3 separate regions of the Homo sapiens genome follow, and all the other regions are linked to region 2. A link is an interaction called in ENCODE POLR2A ChIA-PET data of the cell type or tissue named here. Cell type or tissue: GM12878. All regions are shown on one strand. Each heading gives the region's core, and the rest is flanking DNA. Links, peaks and the distances in the headings are about the cores only.

What was found. Peaks named below come from ENCODE experiments on the same cell type or tissue, not always from the same donor. Only the 100,000 strongest peaks of a DNase experiment are listed, where the experiment ranks them.
Region 1: POLR2A ChIA-PET joins it to region 2 with 5 read pairs; 3 of 35 experiments call an interaction of 5 or more read pairs at or near these places.
Region 3: POLR2A ChIA-PET joins it to region 2 with 5 read pairs; 2 of 35 experiments call an interaction of 5 or more read pairs at or near these places.

Annotation. Positions count from the first base shown.
Region 1 is chr15:89,734,237-89,744,400 of GRCh38, reverse strand. It overlaps WDR93 (WD repeat domain 93), which reads right to left. Exons shown (of 17, transcript NM_020212.2): 14 at 8,848-8,911; 15 at 6,672-6,828; 16 at 6,165-6,360; 17 at 763-1,109. The coding sequence ends at 1,010. It also overlaps a transcript of MESP1 not described here. Among named protein-coding and RNA genes, the nearest start is that of MESP1, 12 kb to the left of the region's middle. In GM12878, for the core only: a CTCF peak has its summit at 4,169 (motif pointing left); a DNase peak (open chromatin) is centred at 4,120.
Region 2 is chr15:90,142,971-90,153,134 of GRCh38, reverse strand. No RefSeq gene overlaps it. Among named protein-coding and RNA genes, the nearest start is that of IDH2, 46 kb to the right of the region's middle. RefSeq lists enhancers at 3,737-3,946, 9,060-9,594. In GM12878, for the core only: no CTCF peak of the experiment used is centred there; a DNase peak (open chromatin) is centred at 3,854; H3K27ac peaks cover 692 bases.
Region 3 is chr15:90,841,781-90,851,789 of GRCh38, reverse strand. The region is part of intron 2 of LOC105370969 (a long non-coding RNA gene); the gene reads right to left. Among named protein-coding and RNA genes, the nearest start is that of FURIN, 22 kb to the left of the region's middle. RefSeq lists enhancers at 6,458-6,577, 6,335-6,951. In GM12878, for the core only: no CTCF peak of the experiment used is centred there; a DNase peak (open chromatin) is centred at 6,348; H3K27ac peaks cover 681 bases.

The DNA.
Region 1 (10,164 bases), core at 2,868-5,367, 410 kb after region 2:
CAGGTATGTTGGCGGCTATATTTCATTCCCATGGTGGGGTGTGGAGAGGGCCAGAGTGTCTCAGGCGGGGATACCTTCATCCCGGGGGACAGTCAGCTAGCCAGCATCAGTGCCACATGGAAGTTGTCTGGCCAACAAGGAATGTGGTATGTGACCCAGGGAGGAGGTGGATGGGGCTGCAAAACAGCAGCCATCACAAACTCTGAGTGCAGTCACCCTCCCAGGTAGTTTCTCACCCAAGAGACTGAGCAGGCCTAGGACCAGGCTGGGACACTTGAGCCCCCTCAGCCTCCAAGGTTCCACACAGGGTCCTCACGGATCCCTTGGGCTGCTGGGGACCCCTCCGTCTGTTTTTTGGGGGAGGACAGTTTCTAGAGAAGAACAAGGCATCTCTCTGCCCAGCCACCTCTAGCGTTCCTGAGCCAGCAGGCCAGGGGCAGCAGTGGCCCAGCTCCTGCCTGCCACCTCTCCCTCCCACTCTGCCTCTCGTACCTGTGTGGCCTCAGGCCCTTACGCCACCATCCTGAGCCTCACCTCCTCAAAGCTATTCTATAAAGGTGTGAGCCAGCCGTGGGAGGGAGAAATGGGTGGGGAAAACAGGTGGGCGGGGTGTCTTGCTCATCTGAGGACAGTGGCTCTCCAGGGCCTAGGAGGTGAGTGGTCCTCACCAGGCCGAGGACTCTGGTTGAAACCATCATCTGGGCCCTGCTGGGGTCTGGACTGCGTGGGAACGATGAGTTATATACCACAGCAACTTGGGAGTCTGGAGACAATATCACTGTTTATTTGGGTGACACATCTGCCTGCCTGAGGGCTCTGACAAGAGGCTTAGTGGTTGAAGGTCCCCCAGATTATACTTTTCCCCTTGCTGGCTCTGCAGAGGCCCCAGACTCCGAGTGCAGGCCTGTGGAGCTGTGGCTCTGTTACATTTCTCTTGGCCTCAGTGTCCTGGGAGCAGCTGCCTCGTGGCTGAAACCTCCTTTTCAGAGATCCCAGGGCGGTGGCAGCCTCACTTCTTGAAGTTCTCTCTCTGGAGCGACAAGGAGTACCTCTGAAGCCGGGCCCAGTGCTCCTCCTCCTTCTCTGGGTTCTTCTCCAGCTTCCGATAGCTGAGGGCCACACAACTGTGATGAGAGGAATCTCCTCTCACTTCCCCAGCTCCCGAGCCCCCAGGGCAGACCTCGACTACCCTGTGCTCCTATGAGAAACTCTAAGAGGACACACCTGCATCGCCTCTGTGTCCTCAGGGCTCAGCCTGGTACACAGCAGGTGCTCAGAAGGCCTTTCCTGGAGGAATGATGGGTCTAGCATTCTTACCTGTGAGGTGCATGTGGGTAGACAGGATGGCGAGCTGAGGAACTAAAAGGCTATTTGCAAACAAGCTGTGGTATTACACACAACGGAACATTCAGACTGAAAAGGAAGATGTTCTGACACATGCTCCACCATGGATGACTATTGAGGACATTACGCTGACTGAAATATGCCAGTCACAAAAAGACACACTGTATGATTCCAACTTTTATAAAGACAGTTTGAGTTGGGTCTTTTAAAAAGTAAGAGTTGTTGGCCAGGCGCGGTGGCTCACGCCTGTAATCCCAGCACTTTGGGAGGCCAAGGCAGGCGGATCACCTGAGGTTGGGAGTTTGAGACTAGCCTGGCCAACCTGGAGAAACCCCGTCTCTACTAAAAATACAAAACTTGCCAGGCGTGGTGGCACGTGCCTGTAATGCCAGCTACTCAGGAGGCTGAGGCAGGAGAATCGCTTGAATCTGGGAGATGGAGGTTGCAGTGAGCCAAGATAGCACCATTGCACTCCAGCCTGGGCAACAAGAGCAAAATTCCATCTCAAAAGAAAAAAAAAGTAAGAGTTGTTTAAAAAAAAATAATAAGTGCATGTTCACTACAGAAAAATCAGAGAAGCCCAAGATTCACCCCTCAGAGTGCACACAGAGACGGGCACGCTTAGCAGGGTGGAGGGGGGGCTGTCAGTGGGGTTGTGGTAGGGAAGGAGGTGCAAGTGAATGATGTTAAAATGCTTAGGCAAACAGGAAGAGGAGTACTCTGGGGGAGAAAGACAATGACCATAGCTTTGATTTGTTTTGAGGCTCTCCATCTATGTGGAGATAAGATTTTAATTAATTTAATTAATTAATTTTTTATTTATAGATGTAGATGTAGAGATGGGGTCTCACTATGTTGCTCAGGCTAATCTTGAACTCCTGGCGTCAAGTGATCCTCCATCTCTGTCTCCCAAACTGCTGGGATTACAGGCGTGAGCCACAGCACCTGGCTGGTAATGTCCAACTTTTCACAAAAATGGTGAATGCTATCTTAAAAATGTATTGGAGGCCGGGTGTGATGGCTCATGCCTGTAATCCCAGCACTTTGGGAGGCCAAGGCGGGTGGATCACAAGGTCAAGAGATCGATACCATCCTGGCCAACATGGTGAAACCCCGTCTCTACTAAAAAATACAAAAATTAGCTGGGCATGGTGGCATGTGCCTGTAGTCCCAGCTACTTGGGAGGCTGAGGCAGGAGAATCACTTGAACCTGGGAGGCAGAGGTTGCAGTGAGCTGAGATTGTGCCACTGCACTCCAGCCTGGCGACAGAGCGAGACTCCATCTCAAAAAAAAAAAGTATTGGAGATAGGTTTTATATTTAGATTTATATAACCGGTTATATGAATATATTTAAACACTGGAGAAATTCCTTCACTGTCTCAGAACCAAGCAAGATGCACCATATTTTGTGTTGATTTGCCTCTTAAAGGAAAGGGCTGAAGGTAAAGTAGCAATGTGTACTTTATATTTTTGACCTTAACTCTGCCAATCTAAGTAGAATTCCCTGTATCTGTAATGGTTTCTTTTAGGCTGAGAATGGTGGCTCACACTGATAGTCCCAGAAATTTGTAAGGCCCAGGTGGGAGGGTCACTTGAGCCTAAGAGTTCAAGACCAGCCTGGGCAACATAGGGAGACCCTGCTTCCACAGATAATAAAAAAATTAGCTGGGTGTGGTGGCGCATGCCTGTGGCCCCAGTTGCTCGGAAGGCTGAGGCAGGATTGCCTGAGCCCGGGAAGTCAAGGCTGCAGTGAGCTGTGATTGCACCACTGCACTCCAGCCTGGATGACCCTGTCTCAAAAAATAGACAAAATAAAAATAAAATAAAATCCCTTTTACTTATTGAAAGAGATTCTGGTGTGATTTATGTGTAATAGCAAATAAAGAATATTTAACACTTATTTATTTATTTTTTTTGAGACAGATTCTTGCTCTGTCGCCCAGGCTGGAGTGCAATGGCATGATCTCAGCTTACTGTAACCTCCACCTCCTGAGTTCAAGCAATTCTCCTACCTCAGCCTCCTGAGTAGCTGGGATTATAGGCACCTGCCACCGTGCCCGGTTAATTTTTGTACTTTTAGTAGAGACGGGGTTTCACCATTTTGGCCAGCCTGGTCTCGAACGCCTGGCCTTAGGTGATCCACCCGCCTTGGCCTCCCAAAGTGCTGGGATTACAGGTGTGAGCCACCGCGCCCGGCCAATTTAACACTTTTTAAAAAAGTAATCTATACATTTGCAGCTTTTAAATAAAATCAGGCCAGGCGTGGTGGCTCATGTCTGTAATCCCACCACTTTGGCAGGCCGAGGCAGGCAGATAATCTGAGGTCAGTAGTTCGAGACCAGCCTGGCCAACATGGAGAAACCCCATCTCTACTAAAAATACAAAAATTAGCCGGGCGTGGTGGCGCATGCCTGTAATCCCAGCTACTGGGGAGGCTGAGGCAGGAGAATCGCTTGAACCCGGGAGGCAGAGGTTGCAGTGAGCCGAGATCGCGCCAGTGCACTTCAGCCTGGGTGATAAGAGTGAAACTCTGTTTCAAAAACAAAAACAAAAACAAAAAACAAAAACCCTCCCTGTGAAGAATAGTTGAACATTCTTGGTAGACCTTTAGAGAGGGCCAATGTCAACCATCGCCTTCTTCATTGCCTCTCTCTCCCCAGAGACTCATGAGACCATATTCGTCTCCTGACGAATAGGCACATTTCCCTCCGGGAGGTACCGAGAGCCTCCCAGCGACCCACTACAATGCAGGAAGGACTTGAACGCCCCTGTTAAGTGCAGGTATGAGCTAGGAAGCGGAGAGGAGCTATGGTGCCACCTAGTGGTAATGTTTAGAATTTTCCCAGGCATGAACTTGGATTAGCAGGGAGCCATCATCATGGTCATAACTACCATTTACTGAGCAACCACTCTGTGCCTGGTACTTTCCATGTATCATCCCACTTAATACCTTAAGCCAAAAAAAATCAGGCATCATTAAAATGGTCAGAACACAGCCTGGCATCTCACAGGTGCACAATATGTGTTTTTTGACTGAATGAGGAGGCTGAGTAACTCGCCCAAGGTCTCATTGTAAGTGGTAGTGTCAGAATCAAACTCAGGTCTGTTTGGCTCCAGACCTGCATATCTTAACCAGTCTACTTCAATCTTCCCTGAGTAAACAGTCTACACAGAGAAAGGGGGAAATAGTCGTGAAGTGACTCTTCCCTGAGTAAAGAGTCTACACAGAGAAAGGGGGAGACAGTCGTGAAGAGACATTATGGTGATTGGAGAGATCACAGAATCTCAGAGGTCACGTTACATACATAGGAACATCTAGGCACTGGAAGGAAAGGAACCTGCCAGAGCCACCTAGTTCTGTAGTGGCAGGCCCGGGACGAGGATCCAGGACTCCACTGATGACCCCAGTCCACCCGAAATGTGTGGTCAGATCCCAAAAGGAATCATCAACAAGGATTTGCAAATCCCCAGAAATTTATTGTGAGATGGATTAGAAGAGACACCTATTTCTCCAGAATGGCCTGAGTACTGTTCCTTATGCTTTGATAGCAGAAAGGAGGGCAAGAAAACAGTGCTTGCAGGATTAGGGAGAGTGGAAAGAGGAAGGGGAAGAGGAGAAACACACACATAACGGTTTATCTGAATGATGGGTAAAAGAAAGGGGTCTTAGATCATGGGTTGGCAAACATTTTCTGTAAAGGCCCAGAATGTAAATAATTTAGACTTTATAGGTCATGCTGTCTCCTTCGCAGCCTTCAATCCTGCCATAGCATACAGTAGCCATAGATAATACATAAACAAATGGGCACGGCTGTGTTCAAATAAAACCTTATTTACAAAACCAGGCAGTGGACTGGATATGGCCCACAGGTCATAGTTTGCCAACCCCATCTTAAGGATTGTGTCTAATAATCCAAACATACTTTTTTTTTTTTTTTTTGAGGCAGGGTCTGACTCTGTCACCCAGGCTGGAGTGCAATGGCACGATCTTGGCTCACTGCATCCTCTGCCTCCCAGGTTCAAGCAATTCTCCCCCACCTCAGCCTCCAGAGTAGCTGGGACAAAAGGCATGTGCTACCACACCCAGCTAATTTTGTGTTTTTTGTAGAGATGGGGTTTCGCCATGTTGGCCAGGCTGGTCTCAAACTCCTGAGCTCAAGCAATCTGCCCACCTCGGCCTCCCAAAGTGCTGGGATTACAGGCATGAGCCACCGGGCCTGGCCTAAACATACTTTTAAGAGGGAATTGAGAAAGTTAAAAAGATGATCTTGACAGGAAGAAAACACCAACTGGAAGCCCTTCTTTTCTCCCAGCCTGAATTAATGACTCTTTTTCTACCAATCCACATGTGAGGTGGAGTGCAGCTCATGGGCTATCATGGGGTAGAACCCTTCACTTAGGGGAAATTTCTTTTTTTTTTTTTTTTTTTGGGACAGAGTCTTGCTCTGTCACCTAGGCTGGAGTGCAGTGGTGCGATCTTGGCTCACTGCAACCTCTGCCTCCCAGGTTTAAGCAATTCTCCTGCCTCAGCCTCCCGAGTAGCTGGGATTACAGGCATGTACCACCACACCCAGCTAATTTCTGTATTTTTAATAGAGACGGGGTTTCACCATGTTGACCAGGCTGGTCTTGAACTCCTCACCTCAGGTGATCCGCCTGCCTCGGACTCCCAAAGTGCTGGGATTACAGGCGTGAGCCACCACGCCCAGCCAGGGGAAATTTCAATGCTGAAAGGATTTACCATGAAAGAAACTCCACTATCCCTCAATCCAGAGACAACCTCAGATGTGGGAGGGGGTGAAGACACAGAGCTCTTTACCTCTTCTGGAGGAAACGCTCACATCTCTTCTCCAGTGGCAGTGCTTGGGGGAAGGCCATGTTATCCAAGTCCCTTTGAGGAATGGTACAATTTTTTGAGATATTTTCCAGGAGTGGGCAGGCCTCAAAATTAAAATAGAAAACAGAATATTGGATTCCAGCATCGTCGGTGGACGCAGTTTCATGTGAATAGTCTCCTGTGACGAGACAAGAACACCATGTTCTGTGTAACAATCGCTTTCTCAGTGGGCTCTGTGGTCCAGGTGAGCAGGTGGGGGCTGCTCTCTGCTTATAAAGGCTGGGTCATCTGGGTTGAGCTGTGACTTCAGAGAGAAGACCCTGCTGGCATTTTATCTAAGTGCCCTGTGAGGACTGAGCTGCGGTACCCTTTGGCCTATGGTAGAGGGGGACACAGAGTGGGGAGGAGATCGGAGGGGCTCTCTCTGTTTGTGAGAGAACTAAGTCAGGGAAATGGTCAGTGGGCATCAGCCCTGGTCCCTTTCTGTACCTCGGAGCAGGAAACATGGATGGTCTGGAGACACAGCAAACACTGGCTTCCAGGGGACCTCCAGAGGAAAGGCTCCCGGAGGGGCAAAGGCACAGATGATTTCACGCTTGGCCACATCCATAAGGCACACAGAGCCATTCTTGGAAAAGATGAGCACCTGGGAAGCAAAGAGATGGTGAGGGGGGCTTCTACTGGACTCTGTCCCTCACAGGAAGGTCGTGTAGAGGTCACCCCAGTAAGGAATGAGAGAAGCAGCTGGACATAAAACCTCTTGGGCCCCAGCCTCTGGATCCATCCAGGGCTGCTGGAGACCTGCACACACATGTGTGCTTGGGGTCCCCCTCAGCCAACAGACCCTCCTCCACATGCTGTCTGCTCCAGGGCTATGCATTCCTCCCCTTTTTCCCAGCCTCTCTTCCAAGTTCTCTGCTTCTCTGCTGAAGAGCTCACCCTCCATGTAGCCAAGATTCCATTTCTCACCTGTGCTCCCAATGCCTTTCCTTCCCACTGCCTCAGGGACCTTGCTCAATCTAACAGCCCCTCCTGGCCTGAGATCTGAGCTGGGGATGCTCTCTTGCCTGGGCTCTTTCCTCTGCAGTGAACATACTAAACTCTCCCCATCCTTAGAAAGTCCCCTTTGGCCGGGCGCGATGGCTCATGCCTGTAATCCCAGCACTTTGGGAGGCCAAGGTGGGCGGATCACGAGGTCAGGAGATCGAGACCATCCTGGCTAACACGGTGAAACCTCGTCTCTACTAAAAATACAAAAAATTAGCCTGGCGTGCTAGCGGGCACCTGTAGTCCCAGCTACTCGGGAGGCTGAGGCAGGAGAATGGTGTGAACCCGGGAGGCAGAGCTTGCAGTGAGCCAAGATTGCACCACTGCACTCCAGCCTGGGCGGCAGAGCGAGACTCCGTTTCAAAAAAAAAAAAAAAAGCCCCCTTTGACCCAACAGCCTCCTCCAGCTGCCACACCACTTTCCCCTCCCCACACAAGAGGGTCTCTCCACACCCTGTCCACTCCCCCACCTCCTGCGTCTGTCTCCCAGCTTCAGCCACTCGTCTCCACCATGTTCTTGGTTTTTCTGCAGCACAGGACACTGCTCTCACTTTCTTTAGACTCTCCTCTCTGCTTGCAGGACTGTCCCCATGCAGTTTTCCCTGGGGCCCCTCACGGTCACTTTGTGAACTGATTTTCCAGGTCCTGTAAGTGATGGTAGTGCCCATGGGAACCTCTTCTCTATTCACTCCCTCTCTTTAACAAGGGGAACCTGCTGTACGCCCCACTTCAACCACCTCTCACTAACTGTACCTGGCTGGTGAGCATGGAATCTACATTTTCAGCCCTTGGCTCTCTTGGAGCCTCCCCTGGGGGTCCTGTAGGCCCCTCACCCTCCGTAGGGCCACACCAGGAATCACAGACTTTCTCTCCAGGCCTGAAGTGGGCCCTGTAAGGACTGGGGAATCACCTCTGCAAGCGAGGATCAACCGCGCACGCTTCCCTCTCCTTTGGCAACAGCCACAGGTAGTGAAGAATGTGGAGTCCATCGCCGAACTGAGATCTCTCAACTCTCCATCCCTGCTCTAAATATGCTGTTCCCATTCTCTGACCTCTCTGTTTGAGCCCCATCCCACACAGGGACACATCTGTATCCTTCTGCGCAGTGTACAGGACCTTCCATGGTCTGGCCCACCTGTCTTCCCGCCCCAGCCTCCTCCCTCTCCACATTCCACAGCAATCTCATGTGGCAGATACTGGGACTTCCTGCAGTGCCCGGGACACGTGGTGCTCTCTTGCCTCCATGGTGTTGCCTTCTCAACTCCTCTGGCTCAGCTCAGCTGTCACCTCCTCCAGAAAACACAGTCCTCCCCTGCTGCCAACTTCTGCAGGTTGAGTTAGGTGACCCTCTCTCTGTTCCATGCATCCATTAAAAAATCCCTATCACAGCCTTTCTCATGTTCTAAGGCAGCTGCCTGGTGACTTCTCTGTCTTCCCAAATGAGCTGTGTGCTCCATGAAGGCAGGTTCTTTCTCTTTCTATTTGTAAACCCGAAAGCTAGTCCAGTGCCTAACACATAACAGGCCTTCAATAAGCATTTTCTAAAGGACAGATGAACACATTCACAGAAGAGAAATGAGAGGCATGGGGCATTTACAGAGAGGCATGGGGAACCTACCATGCCAGGTAAGGCTGGGACTGGGGCCACGGCACAGATGGTTTTATCCAGGTGCTTTACAGGCCTATAGGACAGAAAATATACAGACATTCTCCTACTTTAAGAGTTTAAAAGTTTTGATATCCTCTTCTAGGCATATATCCTGGAGAAATTCAGAGAAATCAAGAAATATGTGAGGAGGCTGTTCATAGTAGCAAAAAATTAAGAACAATCCAAATATCTATTAGGAGGATGCTTAAGTCATTGTGGTATCTTATACAATGAAATATAATATGGTAATGAAAATAAAAGAACTGGAGCTACATGCATCAACATGTATGGCTCTTGTGAACAATGTTGCAAAGCAAGATGCAGAATAAATACCATTGAAAAACAAGTTGGAGGCTGGGTGCAGTGGCTCACACCTGTAATCCCAGCACTTTGGGGGCCCAGCACTTTGAGCCCAGGAGTTCAAGACCAGCCTGGGCTACAGAGTGAGACCGTGTCTCAAACAAAACCAAACAAAACAGAAAGAAAGAAAGGAAAGAAGGATGCACGGAAGGAAAGAAGGAAGGAAGGAAGGAAGGAGGGACGGAGGGAAGGAAGGAAGGAAGACAAGTTGGAGAATATATAGAATATGGTTTGCTTTGTAAGTTTCCTAAATATGCATAGCTAAATAATATACTGTTTAGAGATACAGTCATACAAATGTGGTTAATTCTTTTTCTTTTTTTAATAATTTTTGTTCTTTTCACAGAGAAGGGGTCTCACTATGTTACCCAGGCTGGTCTTGAACTCCTGAGCTCAAGTGGTCCACCCGCCTTGGCCTCCCAAAGTGCTTGGATTACAGGTGTGACCCTCTGTACCTGGCCTAAATGTGGTTAATTCTTAAGGGAAAGCAAAGGAATGATGAATTTAGAAAAATGGTGTGGTAGATTGAAAAGCAGTTGGCTGTATTTGGCAGTGACTCCCATCAAAAGATGGAGTCTGTTTTTCTACTGCTTGAATGTGGGCATGGATGTGGGATGTGCTTTGCCCAATGGGACATTAGCAAATGTAACATGAGCAGAAGCTTGAAAAGCATTTGTGTGCTATGGTTGCCCTCTCCTGCTGCTAGGAGCCCTTAGACTACCATGTGAGAAAGGCTGTACTAGTCTGCAGGAGAGACCATGAGGAAAACCGAGGTGCACTGGCCAATAACCTGCCAACTGCCAGGTGTGTGAGTGAAGCTATCTTAGAAGAGCTGTGAGCTGCCTGAAGGCACATTTGAGAGCCCAGGTGAGACCAGTAGAAGAAACGGACTGAGTCCAGTCCAAATTGCTGACCTACAGACTCAAG
Region 2 (10,164 bases), core at 2,912-5,411:
AGTGGGAGGATCCCTTGAACCCAGAGGCTGAGGCTGAAGTGATCAGTTACCATGCCACTGCACTCCAACCTGGGCAACAAGGCGAACAGAGCCTTTTGACATGGACTTAGAGACCTGCCTCACCTTGGCATCAGTCCACTGATTTGGGGGCTGTCATTTGACCTGACCGTTCTAGTGTCTACTCCATATTTCTCCATCTTGGCTGCAAACAATAATAAGTCTGTTAGGAGACCTGCTGAATCTAGGATCTCTGTGCCTCACATCACGAGCTGAGGTTGGTCTGGGGCTGCAGTTGATGACCCATTCCAGCTCCCATGAATTGTCACATCCTTTTCTACGGGGTCCTGAGTCACCCTTTAATCTTGCTTAGCCCTCTGCCCCAATGTTTGAAGTTTCTGTTGCCTTCCTTTCAGGAAAGGGAATGGCGTTTTGACCCTCTCCAATCTTTCAGCGCATCTTCCATTGTCGTTTTTCAAAGACCAGTGGCAGGGACTCAGCATCCCGTTTCTCAGTAGCCTGGGATAGAACTAGTCTGGGCCAAAGGACCTAAACTTTTTTTGAGTAGCCAGGCACTTGTTTACAAACTCTTCGGCCTATCTTGGACCAGCTAAGAGCTACCTCCCTCCCTGGCAAAGCTCATGCACACAGTTCCCTCCCAGGTCTGAAAGGCAGAGACTGCCCCGCCCCCACCACACTGGCCACAGGTCCCACCTTCCATTTCAGCCTCTGCCAGAAATCCCCCTGCCCCATCCGCTGTCTGTCCCCTGCAGCTACTAGCAGCAGGCCTGCCCTTTCTGAACAGAACCAAAAGTTCCTTTCAATTGTCTTCTCTGGCAGCATTCTATTACAGTTGTTTATTTCCTCCATTACAAAAAGTAGCACAAGCTCATGAAAGAAAATGTAGAAAATCCAGCTAGGTAGCAAGACAAAGGAAGGAAAAACAACTTCCTGCCCCATTACCTAAGATCAAGCACGGTTAACATTTCAGTACCAGTACCGTAGGGAGGCTATCCTAACAGGCTCCTGTGTCTTTTTTTTTTGTTTTGTTTTTTTTGAGACAGAGTCTTGCTCTTGCCGCCCAGGTTGGAGTGCAATGGCACAATCTCGGCTCACTGCAACCTCCGCCTCCTGGGTTCAAGCGCTTCTCCTGCCTCAGCCTCTGGAGTAGCTGGGATTACAGGTGTCCACCACCACGCCCGGCTAATTTTTGTATTTTTAGTAGAGATGGGGTTTTGCCATTTTGGCCAGGTTGGTCTCAAACTCCTGACCTTGTGATCCACCCCCCTCAGCCTCCCAAAGTGCTGGGATTACAGACATGAGCCACCGTGCCTGGCCAGGTCTCCTGTATCTTTACATGCCTTCTTTTAAAATTTCCTTTTAGGCCGGGCGCGGTGAGACTCTGTCTCAAAAAAAAAAAAAAAAAAATTCTTTTAAATCTGAGCTCTAATTATGAACATTTTGTATACCCTTTGACAAAACAATTCCACTTCTGCAGAATCCCTGTGACTGTGCCCAAAGATTTGATCCACCAGCAACCCCGGCACAAGGGGCCTGTTCTCCAGAGCACCAGCAGGAACAGGTGTAGCTGGAGGGCAAGGATGTTACTGGAAGCAGTTTGGACAAACCCAAAAAAGGTCCCTCACTATCACAGCAGTGTTCTTTGGGGAAGAAGGTAGAAATGAGGAATGAAGGGTATATTTTCACTTTTACTTTATACACTTAAAAAAAAAAAAAAAAACAGGGCCAGGTGCGGTGGCTCATGCTTGTAATCCCAGCACATTGGGAGGCCGAGGTGTGAGGCTTGCTTGAGCTCAGGAGCTCAAGACCAGCCTGGGAAACATAGTGAGACTCTGTCTCTACAAAAAAATTTTAAAAATTAGCTAGGCATGGTGCATGGTGGTGCACACCTGTAGTCCAGGTACTTGGAGGCTGAGGCCAAAGAATTGTCTGAGCCCAGGAGCTTAAGGCTTCCATGAGCTGTGACTGTGCCACTGCACTCCAGTCTGGGTGGCAGAGTAGGTCTTGTCTCAAAACAAAAATAATCAAAATAAATAAATATAAATAAAAACAAAAAAACAAGATTTTTGCAGAGATTCTTGTCTTAGTTTTTCCATTTCTGATGTTCCCATATTTTCTACAGGGAGCATATGTTGCTTTTGTAATCACAGAAGTGTAAGATAGTGGTATGGACTGAATTATGTTCACCAAGAAGTTCTAGCTTCATATGTATTTGTAGGTAAAGTCTTTAAAGAGGTAATTAAGTTAAAATGAGGTCCTTAGGGTGGGCCCTAATCCAGTAGGATGGCTGTCCTTATAAGAAGAGAAGATTAGGCAGGGCCAGGCACGGTGGCTCATGCCTGTAATCCCAGGACTTTGGGAGGCTGAGGCGGGCGGATCACTTGAGATCAGGAGTTGAGACCAGACTGACCACCTGGTGAAACCCCGTCTCTATTAAAAATTCAAAATTAGCCGGGTGTAGTGGTGCATGCCTGTAATCCCAGCTACTTGGGAGACTAAGGGAGGAGAATCGCTTGAACCCGGGAGGCAGAGGTTGCAGTGCGCCGAGATCACGCCATTACACTCCAGCCTGGGCAACAAGAGCAAAACTCTGCCTCAAAAAAATAAAAGGGAAGAGAAGATTAGGACACAGACATGCAAGAGGGAAAAATGTGAGGACACAAGGAGAAAATGGCCATCTGCAAGCCAAAGAGAGACACCTCAGAATAAATCAGCTCTGCAGACACCTTGATTGTGAACTTCTGGACTCTAGAATTGTAAGAAGCTAAATGTCTACGGTTTAAGCCACCCAGTCTGTGGAACTTTTGTTATGGCAGCCTACCAAATTTGTTTGCAAATTACATTGCAAACAAATGCAATGGTCAGGAGTTTGGGACCAGCCTGGCCAACATGGTGAAACGCCCGCCTCGGCCTCCCAAAGTGCTGGGATTATAGGCACGAGCCACCGCGCCCGGCTGTCGGTCACTTTTTGGTGCGTGGCTAGAATTTGAGCTTCAGTCTGTGAGTCAGGGACCAAGCAGAGGATCCCACAAAGCAAAGAGTGAGGTGTCTCTCCTGCAAGCTGCCACCACCGCAGTCACACCAACAGGCTCAGAAAGCCCTGAGAGCAGTTCTCAGTGAGGAGTGGTGCCCAATAGAAAGCCTATATCCCCTGTTGGTGACAGTGGGGAAGAGAAAGGCCGGAGTCAGGGAAGTGGTGGCTCTTGGCCAGAAGAATATTCCAAAGAGCAGACGGCAGAACGTTCCATTTGGTGGCCCCTTGGGGCCCACCATATACCCAGGTGTTCTGACCCTGTTGTGGGTTCCAGACCCCTTTGGAAATCCAATGAGAATAAGGAACCACCCCCTAGAAAGACACAAACACACACACACACACACACACACACACATAGATTTGGACACTAATTCAGGGAGTTTGTGTCCTCCTTGAGCCAACATTCAGGTTCTCTAATTTCAAACCTCTGCTCTACTGAGAACCATAAAAAAGCAGTTTATGGAACTGTTCGACCTGGCTCCTGCCAGTGCAAAAACTGTTCACTGAGCAGAAGACGAGATGGGACTGAAAGGTAAACAGTCAGATGTAAACAAAGAGAAAGCCAGGAACCTTTACACAAACATTCCCGCAAAGCAGGAGGCTGCAGGCTCCATGTGGCTCTGAACACAGCTTTTCTGATAGCAGAGACTGAATTGGGCACAGAACATCTGCTTTGCGTAATGTGCTCTTTGCAGAGGCAGGCAACAGAACCTGTGGCCCCAGAAATGTTTCCCCTTGAGCTGAAGCTTATCAGAGAACAGAAAGATAGGTGGAACCACGTTCCAGTGTAGATGAAACTGACCAATATGATAAGAAAATGAAACTGTGAACATGTATGAGTAAGCCCCAGGGTTTTGTGTGGCCATCTTCAGGGACTCTTGTAGGCAGTGACGACATGGTAGGCTTGGGAAGCTCTCTGGGCTCACTCCTACATTCTCTGAACACTAGACTGTAAGTAGTAGAGAAGTAAGGGCTCTTGCCTATATATTGGATTATTGTTTTCTTTCTTTCTTTCTTCCCTCCTTCCTTCCTTCCTTCCTCTCTCTCTCTTTCTTTCTTTCTTTCTTTTTGAGATAGAGTCTTGCTCTGTCACCCAGGCTGGAGTGCAGTGGCGCAATCTTGGCTTGCTGCAACCTCCGCCTCCAGGGTTCAAGCAGATTCTCCTGCTTCAGCCTCCCAAGTAGCTGAGACTACAGGCACGCACCACCACACCTGGCTAATTTTTGTATTTTTAGTAGAGATGGGGTTTCACCATGTTGGCCAGGCTGGTCTTGAACTCCTGACCTCAAGTGGTCTGCCTGCCTCGGCCTCCCAAAGTGCCGGGATTACAGGTGTGAGCCACTGCACCCAGCTGCAAGCAGCTTTTTGATGACCTCCTATGGGAGATGAGATTTGTGAAGCTGACAGCATAGCACAGTTGTTAGGACACCAGACTGTGGACCCTCAGTTGGCTGACCTTGGTGGCTCAGATTCCAGCTCAGCCCTTTTCTTTCTGGGTAGCAATGGGCAAAGTGCTGAAGCACTTTCTGTGTAAATTTTCTCATCTGTAAAATGAGGATAACAAAAGCACAGTTGTGAGGACTAACACAGCTAAAGCACTTAGACAGCTGCATCTAATAGTGTAGCCATCAGCCACAGTACCTACTGAGCACTTGAAATGTGGCTTGTCTATCCCAGCTACTTGGGAGGCTGAGGCAAGGAGAATTGCTTGAACCTGGGAGGCGGAGGTTGCAGTGAGCTGAGATCGTAACAATGCGAGACTCCATCTCAAAAAAAAAAAAGAAAAAGTAAAACAAAAAGAAAACGTGGTTTGTCTAAACTGAGATGTACCCTGCGTGGTGCTCGCGCCTGTAATCCCAACACTTTGGGAGGCTGAGTCGGGAGGCCAGGCACAGTGGCTCACACCTGTAATCCCAACAGTTTGAGAAGCTGAGGCGGGAGGATCGCTTGAGCCCAGGAGTTTGTGACCAGCCTGGACAACATGGTGAGACCCTGTCTCTACAAAAAAAAAAAAAAAAATTTAAAAATTAGCCTGGTGTGGTGGCATGTGCCTGTAGTCTCAGCTACTCGGGAGGCTGAGGAAGGAGGACTGCTTGAGTTTAGAAGGTCAAAGCTGCAGTGAGCCATGATTGTGCCACTGCACTCCAGCCAGGGTGACAGAGTGAGACCCTGTCTCAAAAAAACAAAACAAACAAAAAAACCCTGAAATGTGATGTATGCATAAATTCACATCGGATTTTGAAGACTTCATACAAAAAAGGCCAGGTGCAATAGCTCATACCTGTAATCCCAGCACTTTGGGAGGCTGAGGTGGGTGGATTGTTTGAGTCCAGGAGTTTGAGACCAGCCTGGGCAACATCGTGAAACCCCATCTTTACAAAAAATACAAAACATTATCAGGGCCTGGTGGTACGCGCCTATAGTCCCAACTACTCGGGAGGCTGAGGTGGAAGGATCACCTGAGCCTAGGGGAGGTCAAGGATGTAGTGAGTTGTGATCGTGCCACACTCCAGTCTAGGCAACAGAGTGAGACCCTGTCTCAAAAAAAAGTAAAATAACTCCCTAATTATTGATTATATTGGGTTACATAGAATATATTGTAATACATAGAATATATTATTTGTTTGTTTGTTTTTGAGATGGAGTCTCACTCTGTTGCCCAGGCTGGAGTGTAGTGGCACCATCTCGGCTCACTGCAACCTCCACCTCCAGGCTGGAGTGTAGTGGCACCATCTCGGCTCACTGCAACCTCCACCTCCAGGCTTCAACCGGTTCTTCTGCCTCAGCCTCCTGAGTAGCTGGGATTACAGGCGTATGCCATCACGCCTGGCTAATTTTTGTATTTTTGGTAGAGACGGGCTTTCCCCATATTGGCCAGGCTGGTCTTGAACTTCTGACCTCAAGTGATCTGCCTGCCTCAGCCTCCCAAACTGCTGGGAGGACAGGAGTGAGCCACCACACTCAGTCTAAATAGAATATATTATTACAATTAATTTCACCAGTGGGTTTTTTGTTTTTACTTTTAAAAATGCAGCTACTAGAGTTTTTAAAACTACGCTCTTTTCTGCCATGGTGAAAAGTAAATTAATAAATTAAAAAACAACTACTAGGCCAGGCGCAGTGGCTCACGCCTGTAATCCTAGCACTTTGGGAGGCCGAGGCGGGCGGATCACCTGAGGTCTGGAGTTTGAGACCAGCCTGACCAACATGGAGAAACCCCATCTCCACTAAAAATACAAAATTAGCCGGGCATGGTGGCACATGCCTGTAATCCCAGCTACTCGGGAGGCTGAGGCAGGAGAGTCACTTGAACCCGGGAGGCGGAGGTTGCGGTGAGCCAAGATCACACTATTGCACTCCAGCCTGGGCAACAAGAGTGAAACTCCATCTCAAAAAAAACCCAAAAACAAACATTAACAACAACAACAAAACTACCTATGTGGCTTGCATTATGTGTTTATTGGACAGCAGCTGCTTAGAACAAGCCTGGTGTGGAGTAAGTCAGTGTAATTGTTAGCTGCTGTCAGTGTTCAGTGCCTGACACGTGGTAAGGGCTTATTGAAGAGCAGTTTTTTGGTTTTTGTTTTGTTTTGAAATGGAGTCTAGTTCTTTCACCCAGGCTGGAGTGCGGTGGTGCGATCTCAGCTCACTGCAACCTCCGCCTCCCAGGTTCAAGTGATTCTCATGCCTCAGCCTCCTGAGTAGCTGGGATTACAGGTGCTCCCCACCATGCCTGGCTAATTTTTGTATTTTTAGTAGAGACCGGGTTTCACCATGTTGGCCAGGCTGGTCTCAAACTACTGAACTCAGGCAATCTGCCTGCCTTAAACTCCCAAAGTGCTAGGATTATGAGCATGAGCAACCATGCCTGGCCTGTTTTTTTTTTTTTTCTTTTTTTGTGACAGGGTCTCACTTTGTCGTCCAGGCTGAATGAGTGTAGTGGTGTGATGTCAGCTCACTGCAGCCTAGATGTTCTGGGCTCACACAGTCCTCTCACCTCAGCCTTCTGAATAGCTCTGACTATAGGCATACACCACCATGTCCTGCTAAGTTTTCTACTTTTTTAGAGACGGGGTCTTGCTATGTTGCCCAGGCTGGTCGCAAACTCCTAGGCTCAAGCGATCCTCCTGCCTCAACTTCCCAAAGTGTTGGGATTACAGGTGGAGAGCCACTGTGCCTGGCCTTGAATGGCAGTTTTGAAGACTTCTCTCCATCCCCTCTCTTGCCTCTCTGCCTTGGCAATCCAACCTGGAAAGCATTGTCTGTTTCCTTCCCAGCTTGTCCTATTCACCGGCAGTGAGAGCCCTGTCTTTCCTTTGATCCTCCCAACTCCCAGTGCCTCTCCAGGGGTGCTGAGCCCCCCAGTGGATTTCCATGCTGGTGGGACTTTCTGGGTGTCCAGTTTCCCATCACCTCCCCTCTCCCACCAGCTCTGGGCCCGAGTACCTCTGCGTTCCCCCGGAGTCCACCCACCTGGGGTGTTGTGATCACTCTTTGCCATCGTCACTCTCGGGTTTTCTCCTTAGGCCCTGCTCTTCTGAGGCTTGATCTGTGATGCCGGGAGAGGTGGGACGCTGCCAGAAGGGGCTACTGGCAGGCTGCCAAGAGGCTGCCCACAGAGGCCTTTGCCCTGACAAATTCACCCCTGGGGCCCTGGGTCTGCCCTCCGCCTGGCAGCTGGTGGAGAGGAGAGCCAGGTCCCAGCTGTGGACTCAGACTAATCAATTGCTCAGGAGGCCAATATATACACCAGGTGGTAAGTTTCCAATGCATTTAGCAGGGTGAGACCGGTTTTTGTTTAGGAAAATATCTTGATAGCCACTTTTGTTGAGGAAGGGGAGGTGCTAAGGACATAGTTGAAGGAAGATGTTTAAACACAGGAGGAATCAAACGGCTTTACAGAGAACGTTAACCGGAACTTGGGGGCGAGGGACCCCAAAAGAGAAGAAGAAATGGAAAGATGGTCATAGAAATGAAGGGTGAAGGAGGGAGGAGGGAGGGAGAAAACAAAATGGCAAGGGCAGAGCCTGGGAGGTATGTGTCCACTGAGAATTTCACAGTGGCGGGGAGACCAAAGGGCTTTTTTTTTTTTTTTGAGACTCTTGTTGCCCAGGCTGGAGTGCAATGGCGTGATCTCAGCTCACTGCAACCTCCGCCTCTGGGTTCAAGTGATTCTCCTACCTCAGCCTCCCGAGTAGCTCGGATTACGGGCATGTGCTGCCACACCCAGCTAATTTTGTATTTTTAGTAAGATGGAGTTTCTCGATGTTGGTCATGTTGGTCTTGAACTCCCAACCTCAGGTGATCCGCCCGCCTCAGCCTCCCAAAGTGTTGGGATCACAGGAGTGAGCCACTGCACCCAGCCTCGAAGGACTTTTTTTTTTTCTTTTCTTTTTTTTTTTTTGGTGATGGAGTCTTGCTCTGTGGCCCAGGCTGGAGTACAGTGGTGCGATCTCAGCTCACTACAGCTTCTGCCTCCCAGGTTCAAGCAATTCTCCTGCCTCAGCCTCCTGAGTAGCTGGGACTACGGGCGCATGCCACCACCCCCGGCTAATTCTTTAATTTTTAGTAAAGACGGGGTTTCACCATGTTGGCCAGGCTGGTCTCGAACTCTTGTCCTTGTGATCTGCCTGTCTTGGCCTCCCAAAGTGTTGGGATTACAGGCATGAGCCACCATGCCAGACCTCAAAGGACTTTTAAGAACAGGATCTGTACTATTCTTTTTGAAATGGTTTGTTTTCCTACTAAGTACACCCCAGTACACCCCTCTATTGCCCAAGCCTTCAGTAAAAGCTGTAGCTCATGTGACAAGAAAGCATAGAAAGGCCGGGCACGGTGGCTCACACCTGTAATCCCAGCACTTTCACTTTGGGAGGCTGAGGCGGGTGGGTCACCTGAGGTCAGGAGTTTGAGACCAGCCTGGCCAACATGGTGAAACCGCATCTCCATTAAAAATACGAAAAAGCCGGGCGTTGTGGCTCACGCCTGTAATCCCAGCACTTTGGGAGGCCAAGGTGGGTGGATCACGAGGTCAAAAGTTCAAGACCAGCCTGATCAACATGGTGAAACCCCATCTCTACCAGAAATACAAAAATTAGCCGGGTGTGGTGGCGGGTGTCTGTAGTCCCAGCTACTCGGGAGGCTGAGACAGGAGAATCGCTTGAACCTGGGAGGCAGAGGTTACAGTGAGCTGAGATCACGTCACTGCACTCCAGTCTGGGTGACAGAAAAAGACTGTCTCATTAAAAAAAAAAAAGAAAGAAAGAAAAGAAAGAAAAAAGAAAGCATAGAAAGAGGGCTTTTTTTTTTTTTTTTTCTAGGATGGGCACAGAGCAGAGGGACATCACCGGGAAGTGAGAGGCAGGGACTCAGGAGGTCAACACTGCAGGACTGGGGCCAGGGGCACTGGAAAGCCCTCTAGAATCCTGGAAGCAGTGAGGAGAATGTCCGGGGCCCGACTGCCATGGGCTAGGAGTAGGAGGAGACTCGATTTAGAGCTCGAAGGCTAGGGCCACCCAAGCTGTGCAACTGGGCCCAGCCTGGGCAGCTGTCATGCTCGGGCACTTTGTCCCTATCCAGCCTTACCTCATGGCCAGACCAGCATAAAAAACAGGCCTGCGGGGAGGGCCTGGCGGGACTGAGTCTTGTCAAGGAGTAATCTGGGGCTGCACACAGCTGGCCCTGGCTGTGGTGTGATAAAGGACTCGCCCCAGCCAGGGGCTCAGCCCACTGCCCCTCCCCAGGTAGACACTGCCACCTTCTGGCTGTTCGTCAACTGGCTGCCGGCCCCCGCCTCCTCCACACCTCCTTCAAGACAGGCTTTCTCCTCACCAAGAAACAGAATTGTGGAGGTTTCCTTTACCTGCTTACAATCCTGTCTTCCCGGGCTCCCATAAGGTCACTTGAATTAGAGTCTGGGTGATCCCAACCTTTAAAAACAACTTTACAAAACAATCTTTTGAGAGTACCTCTAAAGTGTTCTCGTTTTTTTTAAAAAAATGGGTAACAACGGTAACTATGGGAGGTGATGAGTGTGTCAATCAGCTTGATTGTCATAATCATCTCACGTGTCCATATACCAAGTCATCACGTTGTATGCTTTTAATATGTAT
Region 3 (10,009 bases), core at 4,868-7,367, 700 kb before region 2:
TTTTTGACAGAGTCTCACTCTGTCACTCAGCTCTGTAATCCCAGCACTTTGGGAGTCTCAGATGGGCAGATCACCTGAGGTCGGGAGTTTGACACCAGACTAGCCAACATGGTGAAACCCCATCTCTACTAAAAATACACAAATTAGCCAGGCGTGGTGGTGGGTGCTTGTAATCCCAGCTACTTGGGAGGCTGAGACAGAAGAATTGCTTGAACTCCCACAGGCAGAGGTTGCAGTGAGCTGAGATCACAGTACTGCACTCCAGCCTGAGCAACAGAGCAAGACTCTGTCTTAAAAAAATAAATAAAAATAAAAATGGCCACAGAAACATTTCCAGTCCCATGTGTTACTCCAGAACCTTACCACTCTCCCATAGGGGAGAGTGTCCCACGGTGGCTCCCCAGATGGATCCTGACTCAGCAGCAGACGCAGCAGGGCAGGTGAAAGGATGTGGGGGAAACCTCACTGTTGCTCGTCACCACGTCCATCCACCTGACCCAGTTCCCAGCAAGGAGTCAGCCCTGATGGGCGTGTGCCTCGGCCACAGCTCCTCAGTGGGCCAGCAAGGTGCCTCAAAGGTCCTCTGCCACCTTCAAGATTGGGCAACAGGAGAGGTGGACCTGGCCCCACCCTGGCCCTGCTTGGTGTATCTTATGATAATTCACTTTGATGTTGTTTCTTTCATTTGTCCGGCCATTTTCCATTGTATGAGTGTATCATACCTTGTGTATCTCCTTGATGACGTTTCCAATTTCTTCCTCCTGGGATGCTCATAGAGCTTCTGTAGAGTCTCTGCCTGGAAGAGGAATGCTCACAGATGTTCTCACCTTCACCCTGATCTTGACCTGACCTTCAAGCTGCCATTTTGTGTCACTTCCAAGTGGCTTTACCAATCTTCTCCAGAGCTGGTGGGTTTTTATTTGTTTGTCTGTTTGTTTGAGACGAAGTCTTGCTCTTTTGCCCAGCCTGGAGTGCAATGATGTGATTTTGGCTCACTGCAACCTCTGCCTCTGCGGTTTAAGTGATTCTCCTGCCTCAGCCTCCCGAGTAGCTGGGACTACAGGTGCGTGCCACCATGCTGGGCTAATTTTTTGTAGTTTTAGGAGAGATGTGGTTTCACGGTGTTAGCCAGGATGGTCTCCATCTCCTGACCTCGTGATCCACCCATATCGGCCTCCCAAAGTGTTGGGATTACAGGCATGAGCCGCCGCGCCCAGCCCAGAGCTGGTGTTTTTAAGGAGTCTCATTTGGGTCTACATTTAATAATATCAGCTTTTATGTTTTCTTCCATTTTAAATTATCTGATGGGTGAGACATAATATCTCCTTGTTGTTTTAATTTACCTTTCTCAGCCAGGCGCAGTGGCTCACGCCTGTAATCCCAGCACTTTGGGAGGCTAATGTGGGTGGATCACTTGAGGTCAGGAGTTCGAGACCAGCCTGGCCAACATGGCAAAACCTCGTCTCTACTAAAAATACAAAAATTAGCCAGGCGTGGTGGTGCACACCTGTAATCCCAGCTACTTGGGAGGCTGAGGCAGGAGAATTGCTTGAACCCAGGAGGTGGAGGTTGCAGTGAGCTGAGACTGCACCAGTACACTCCAGCCTGGGCAACAGGGTGAGACTATCTCAAAAAAAAATTTACATGTCTCTGATACTATTGAGACAGAGACTTTTTCTGTTTTTGAGGCAGGGTCTCACTCTGCTGCCCAAGCTGGAATGCAGTGGCATGATCATAGGTCACTGTAGCCTCCATCTGCTGGATTCAATCCATCCCCCTGCTTTAGCCTCCAGAGTAGCTGGGACTACAGGCATGCACCATCATGCCCGGCTAATTATTTTGTTTTCTGTAGAGACGAGGTCTCACTTTGCTGCCCAGTCTGTTCTCCAGCTCCTGGACTCAAGTGATCCTCCCACCTTGGCCTCCCAAATTGCTGGGATTATTGACATGAACCACCATGCCCAGCCCAGAGCCTCTTTTTCATATGATTATTGGCCATCTAGGCTTTTTTTTCCTATAAGGTTCATAACCTGTGCCAAATTTTCTGTTGGGTTGGTTGTCTCTCTTCTTGATTTGCAGAAGACCTTTACATATTCTGGATACCAATTTGCTGATTATATTGCAGATATTTCCTCCATATTGTGCATATCTGTTATTTATTTATTTATTTATTTATTTATTTATTTATTTTTGAGACAGGGTCTTGCTCTGTCACTCAGGCTGGAGTGCAGTGGCCCAGTCTCAGCTCACTGCAACCTCTGCCTCCCAGGTTCCAGTGATTCTCCCACCTCAGCCTTCCAAGTAACTGGGACTACAGGCATACGCCACCACACCTGGCTAATTTTTGTATTTTTTGTAGAGACAGAGTTTTGCCATGTTGCCCAGGCTGGTCTCAAACTCCTCAGCTCAAGTAATCTGCCTGCCTCAGTCTCCCAAAATGCTGGGATTACAGATACGAGTCATGGTGCTCAGCTGTACGTATCCTTTAATCTTGTGGCATTTTTTTTTGTTGAACTTAAGATTTAAATGTCAATATCATCAGACTCATCAATTTTTTTCCATTGTAGCTGATACCTTTTGTGCCTAAGATACTCTTTCCTGTCAAAAGGCATGAGGAGCTGGGTGCCGTGGCTCACACCTGTAATCTCAGCACTCTGGGAGGCTGAGGCAGGTGGATCACTTGATGTCAGGAGTTCAAGACCAGCCTGGCCAACATGGTGAAACCCTGTCTCTACTAAAAATACAAAAATTATCTGGGCGTGGTAGAACACACCTGTAATCCCAGCTACTTGGGAGACTGAGACAGGAGAATCGCTTGAATCCGGGAGGTAGAGGTTGTAGTGAGCTGAGATCACGCCATTGCATTGCACTCCAGCCTGGGCAACAGAGTGAGACTCCATCTCAAAAAAAAGAAAAGAAAAGAAAAAAAAGGCTGGGCACGGTGGCTCACGCCTGTAATCCCAACACTATGGGAGGCTGAGGCGGGAGGATCACCTGGCATCGGGAGTTTGAGACCAGCCTGACCAACATGGAGAAACCCTGTCTCTACTAAAGAAAAAAAAAAAAAATTAGCCGAGTGTGGTGGCGGATGCCTGTAATCCCAGCTACTGGGGAGGCTGAGGCAGGAGAATCACTTGAACCCAGGAAGGGGAGGCTGCGGTGAGCCGAGACCGTGCCATTGCACTCCAACCTGGGCAACAAGAGCAAAACTCCGTCTCAAAAAAAAAAAAAAAAAAAAAAAAAGAAGGCTGAGTGTGGTGGCTCACACCTGCAATCCCAGCATTTTGGGAGGCTGAGGCGGGTGGATCATGAGGTCAGGAGATCGAGACCATCCTGGCCAACTGGTGAAACCCCGTCTCTACTAAAAATAAAAAAAGAATTAGCCAGGAATGGTGGTGTGTGCCTGTAGTCCCAGCTACTCAGGAGGCTGAGGCAGGAGAGTTGCTTGAATCCAGGAGGCGGAGGTTTCAGTGAGCCGAGATCATGCCACTGCACTCCAGCCTGGGCAACAGAGCAAGACTCCGTCTCAAACAAAAAAAAAAAAGAAAGAAAAAAAGAGGCACGTGGGGGCTTTGGAAGGCACTGGCTATGTCCCATTTGTTGTTGTGTTTTTTATTTTTATTTTTTTTAGACGGATTCTCGCCCTTTCGCCAGGCTGGAGTGCAGTGGCACGATCTCGGGTTACTGCAAACTCCGCCTCCAGGGTTCAAGCGATTCTTCTGCCACAGCCTCCCAAGTAGCTGGGACTACAGGTGTGTGCCACCATGCCGGGCTAATTTTTGTATTTTTAGTTGAGACGGGGTTTCACCATATTGGCCAGGCTGGTCTCAAACTCCTGACCTTCTGATCCGCCCTCCTCGGCCTCCCAAAGTGTTGGGATTACAGGAGTGAGCCACCGTGCCTGGCCTTACATCCCGCTTGTTGATCTGGATGCTGGCTACACAGCTGGGGTCACTGTGAAATTTCATCAAGCGGCACCCTTATGACTTGTACACTATGCATGTTGTAATCAAACAAAAAGTTTATTTAAAAAAGAAATTGTTCCTTACCCTGAGGTCATAAAAATATTCTTCTATATTTTCTTCTAAATGTGTTAAAATTTTGTTATTCACATGTAAGTCCTGAATCCACCTGGAGTTGTGTGTGTGGTGTTAGGTGGGGATCTAATTTTACTTTCCCATATGGATCACCACTTGTCCCAACGCCATTTATAAAAGAGTCTATCTTTTCCCCACTGGTTGGTGATGCTTCTCTGTCATACGGCAAATTCTCATTTATGCAAGGTTCTGTCTCCGGGACTCCTGTTCTGTCCTTTTTTTTCCCTTTATTTTTCATTTTTAAATGGGCTCTCACTCTGTCACCCAGGCCGGAGTGCAGTGGCATGATCTCAGCTCACCGCGGCCTCAACCTCCCAGGCTCAAGTGATCCTGCCACCTCAGTCTCCCAAGTAGCTAGGACTACAGGCATGTGCCGCCACACCCAGCTAATTTTGTTTTTGTAAAGACAGGGTCTCTCTGTGTTGCCCAGGCTGGTCTCGAACTCCTGGGCTCAAGGGACCCTCCCACCTTGGCCTCCCAAAGTTCTGGGTTTACAAGCATGAGCCACCGCACTCGGCCCCCCCTACCCTTTTTTTTTAATAGCCAGATGCCAAAGCCATTCTGTCTTAATTTCTTTAAAAATTGTTAATATCTGATAGGACCCTTTTGAGGACTTTAAGATGAGAAATGGTCAGAATGATGCTGGGATGAGGTCACTCTGATGAGAGGAGAATGGGTTTTAGAGACCAAGGCCAAAGGGTCAGGAGGAGCTGGTGGTAGCTATGGTGACCTGGCAGAAGGTTAGCAGCCCAGCGTGGGAGGTGGCTGGGAAGTGCACTGAGCGCACTGATGATGTGCCGAGGTAAAGCAGACGGGACTCGCCGAAAGATTGGATGTGGGGGTGAAGCAAAAATTGGGATCCAAGATGACTCTGTGGTTTTTGGCCAAAGTAGCTAGAGGAGAGTGGAGCCACGGGCTGAGATGGGAAAGCCTGGGGTGACGCTGACAGGTGGGCACTTAGAAAGTGCTCGATTTGGCAGGGCACGGTGGCTCACATCTGTAATCCCAGCACTTTGGGAGGCCAAGGTGGGTGGATCATGAGGTTAGGAGATCGAGACCATCTTGGCTAACACGGTGAAACCCTGTCTCTACTAAAATACAAAAAATTAGCCGGGCGTGATGGCGCGTGCCTGTAATCCCAGCTACTTGGAGGCTGAGGCAGGATAATCGCTTGAACCTGGGAGGTGGAGGTTGCAGTGAGCTGAGATTGGGCCACTGCACTCCAGCCTGGTGACAGAGCAAGACCCGGTCTCAAAAAAAAAAAAAGAAAGTGCTCAATTTGCCAGGCGCAGTGGCCCACGCCTGTAATCCTAACACTTTGGGAGGCCGAGGCGGATGGATCACCTGAGGTCAGGAGTTCAAGAACAGCCTGGCCAACATGGTAAAACCCCATCTCTACTAAAAATACAAAACTAGCCGGGCGTGGTGGTGGGTGCCTGTAATCCCAGCTACTTGGGAGACTGAGGCAGGAGAATCACTTGAACCCGGGAGGCAGAAGTTGCAGTGAGCCGAGGTCATGCCACTGCACTCCAGCCTGGATGACAGAGTGAGACTCCATCTCAAAAAAAAAAAAAAAAAAAAGAAAAAGAAAGAAAGTGCTCAATTCACCAGGCGTGGGCCACGCCTGTAATCCCAATACTTTGAGAGGCCGAGGCAGGAGGATCGGTTGAGCCTGGGAGGATGAGGCTGTAGTGAGCTGAGATCATGCCACTGCACTTCAGCCTGAGCGACAGAGCAAAACCCTGTCTTTAAAAGAAAAAAAAAGAAAATACTCAATCCACGCTTGTCTGAATGAATGAGCAAATGGGTGGGTGGGCATGAGTGAGAGGCAAGGCTACCCCACTGCCTGCAGCCCACCTGTCTGAGTCCTCAGGGAGGATTAAGTGAACCCCCCTTGCTCACAGGGTTCTGTGTCTCAGTGAGTCTGTACCACGTCCCCCCAGCGGGACTGTCATTGCTGGCAGCACTCCCCGCTCCCCACCAGGCACATCACTAGGCCCCCCATGCTCTTGGTCCCAGGCCACAGGTTCATGGAAGGCTCCCAGGCCCAAGGGAGCTAGGGAGGGCACAGCCAGGCCCTTGAGGCTGCAGGTCTGGCCCTGTCACTCATCTGCCTCCTCAGTTAAGGAGCCTCCAGGTCATTTTGGGGGCCTGTGCTATTTGCCAGCACAAAGCAGCACCAGTGTGGAGAAGCCACAGCCTCAGAGGCCCTGCTTGTGGGTGGGGGCTGAGACCTGAGTGTTCAGGACCAGATCACCGCTCTGTTTATAGCCCGCCTCTGGCTCATCATCACCAGCTGTTATGAAAGCACCTTCAGTCCATAAAACGTGGAAGTTGCATCTGAGTGCTCAGGCTGAGTCATTTCTCTGAGAAAGCCTTCAGCTGGAGCAGCATTTTTTTCGACCAGGCCTGGAGTGGGGCTCCGTGTGGGTCTGTGTTTACCCTGTGGGCAGCCCCAGGGGGCCTGGCAGGCCCTGGGCACAGGCTTCATTTACTCACTCATTGAATCAAGACCATTTTTAGGCTGGGCACGGTGGCTCATGCCTTTAATCCCAGCACTTTGGGAGGCCAAGGCAGGAGGATGGCTTGAGCCCAGGAGATTGAGACCAGCTTGGGCAACATAGTGAGACTCCATCCCTACAAAAAAAAAAAAAAAATTTGGCCAGGCATGGTGGCACGTGCCTGTGGTGCCAGCTACTCAGGAGGCTGTAGGGGAAGATCGCTTGAGCCCAGGAGGTCAAGGCTGCAGTGGGCAGTGTTTGTGCCATTGCACTGCAGCCCGGGGGACAGGACAAGGCACTGTCTCAAAAAAAAAAAAAAGGAACCAGTTTTAGCCAGGCGTGGTGGTATGCGCCTGTGGTCCCAGCTACTCAGGAGTCTGAGGCTGGAGAATTGCTTGAGCCCAGAAGTTCAAGGTTACAGTGAACTATGATGACATCCAGCCTGGGTGATGGAGTGAGACCCTGTCTCTAAAAAAGAGTTTTAAAGAATTATTTTTTCTTTTTTTTCTTTCTTTTTTTTTTTTTTTTTTGAGACAGAGTTTCACTCTTGTTGCCCAGGCTGGAGTACAATGGCATGATCTCGGCTCACTGCAACCTCCGCCTCCTGGGTTCAAGCGATTCTCCTGCCTCAGCCTCCCGAAGAGCTGCACCACCACGCTCAGCTAATTTTGTATTTTTAGTAGAGACGGGGTTTCTCCATGTTGATCAGGCTGGTCTTGAACTCCCAACCTCAGGTGATCCGCCTGTCTTGGCCTCCCAAAGAGCTGGGATTACAGGCGTGAGCCACTGTGCCCAGCAAAAAAATTATTTTTTCAAAGGATCATTTTAAAGCCCCTTTTGTGTGTTGAGAGTCAAGCACTATCACCAGGATGGACAAGGAGAAGTAATAAGGGAGGGAACCCTGAGTTCTTACATCCCCAAATAACGCGGGGGTGTGCAGAGAGGCCAGGTGCAGGTTCAGGAAGACTGGGAAGAGAAAGGGGAGGGAGGAGCTGAACTGCAGGGTGGAAAGATTGGGCTCAGCCTGGGTCTGCTCTGTACATCCACCTGGGGGTCCTTGGCCTGGAGCTCTGTCTGCCCTGCCAGAACCTCTGGGCTGAATGGGAAGGAGGGAGGAGGGAGGCATGGTAGAAACCAGTCTTTTTTTTTTTTTTTTTTTTTTTTTTTTTGAGACAGTCTTGCTCTGTTGCCCCGGCTGGAGTGCAGTGGTGCGATCTTGGCTCATTGCAAAGTCTACCTCCCAGGTTCAAGCTATTCTCCTGCCTCAGCCTCCCGAGTAGCTGGGATTACAGGCACGCGCCACCACACCCGACTAATCTTTTTGTATTTTTAGTAGAGACAGGGATTAGCCGTGTTGCCCAGGCTGGTCTGGAACTCCTGGGCTCAAGTGATCCTCCTGCTTCAGCCTCCCAAAGTGCTGAGATTACAGGCATGAGCCACTGCGCCTGGCTAAAACCAATCTTTATTAAGCACCTACTTCATGCCAAGCCCTGGGCTAGCTTGTTCTCTTAAGGCCTCACACCTGGTCCAAGAATTCTGACCACTTGCCGGCTGCAAGGATTTGGGTTAGTGACTTCACCTCCTACGTGTTATATCCTCTTCATCCCCTGCCTCATCTTCCTCACCTGGCCTTATGGCTTTGCCAGTCAAGCGAGATGACACAAGAAAGGCATTTACTCCATAAATGCAGCTGGTGCCTTTATAAAGAATCATGCTATGGCTGGCGTTTATGAAGCACACACGATACCAGGCACGATGCTGAGTGTCTTCCTCACAGTAACTCCATGAATCCATCGTCTCTGGTCCATTAAAAAAATTGTTTTATAGTCAGATAAGGAAAACATGGAAACATTGCATTCTCCCTCCTGGGGTACTTTAATATATTAAAGGCTGTTAGCCTGGGCACAGTGGCTCACGCCTGTAATCCCGGCACTTTGGGAGGATGAGGCAGGAGGATCGCTTGAACCCAGGAGTTCGAGACTAGCCTGTGCAACATAGAGAGACCCTGTCTCAACAAAAAATACAAAAATTAGCCAGGCATGGTGGCGTGTGTCTGTGGTCCCAGCTACTCGGGAGGCTGAGGTGGGAGGATTGCTTGTGCCCAGGAGTTTGAGACCAGCTTGGGCAACATAGTGAGATCTTGTCTCTTAAAAGAATTTTTTAAAAATTAGCTGGGTGTGGTGGTGCACACCTGTAGTCGCAGCTACTCAGGAGCCTGAAGCAGGAGGATGGCTCGAGCCCAGGAGTTCGAGGCTGCAGTGAGCTGTGATTGTGCCACTGCACTCCAGCCTGGGCAACAGAGCAAGACTCTTTACTATATATTACAAGGACTCAGGAGTCCTATGGTTAAAAGGAAATAAAAGCAAAACCCACCTGTTTGTGTTTAGCCATCATTTCCCATGTTTGTTTGCTTCCTGAGCTTCATTTCTGAGGAGCCCTTATTAAGATTGAGATTGAAGCCTGTCTGTGTTCACAGGTACACATGCAGACCTTCAACAGCTGTCTCGTCAGTCTTTTACGGGTTTATGGGGGCCCTGTGGACCACTTTGGCTTAGGACCCTGTATTGTTCATTTTTTCTCTCATTCATTCATTCATTCATTCAACCACGTGTCCCTTGATTCTCAAAGGCACAGTGAGAGGTGGGTAAGACACAGCTTCTGTTTTAAGGATCTCATAGATCAGGCCAGGCACAGTGGCTCACACCTGTAATCCCAGCACTTTGGGAGGCCGAGGCAGGCAAATTGCTTGAGCCCAGGAGTTCGAGACCAGCCTGGGTAACAAAGCAAGACCTTGTCTTGACAACTTAAAAATTAGCTGGGCATGGTGGCATACACTTGTAGTCCCAGCTACTGGGGAGGCTAAAGATCCCTTGAGCCCAGGAGTTTGAGGCTGTAGTGAGCTATGACTGTGCCACTGCACTCCAGCCTGGGTGACACAGTGAGACTCTGTCTTAAAAAAAAAAAAAATCTCATAGATCTGATGAGGGAGACGGAACAGTGTGATCAGAAATTCAAGGCACTGAGGGAGCCCAGGGGCTGGCACTTAACCCAGTCTTGGGCATCAGGGATGGCTTCCTGGAGGAGGTGTGGGTTAAGTTGGCCAGGTGAAGGACATCAGTGGTCAGAGTTGTACATATTTGTACATCTTTGAAAACAGTTGTACATCTTTGAAAAACTGTGCATTATCTAGACTCTCCAGGACCTCCCTTGGATTATCTGACTCCATTCTATGAAGACTACTTACAACTCTTTAACTTGTAGGTTAGTGATAGCAATGCAAAATTTTGCTTCTCTACAGACCTGCAGATTCCAAACTCCAGTAGGAGACCAGTTGACTCTCCCCTCCCTAGCTTTGCCCCCATTTGCGTGTTTTTGTTGTTGTTGTTGTTGTTTTTTGAGATGGAGTTTTGC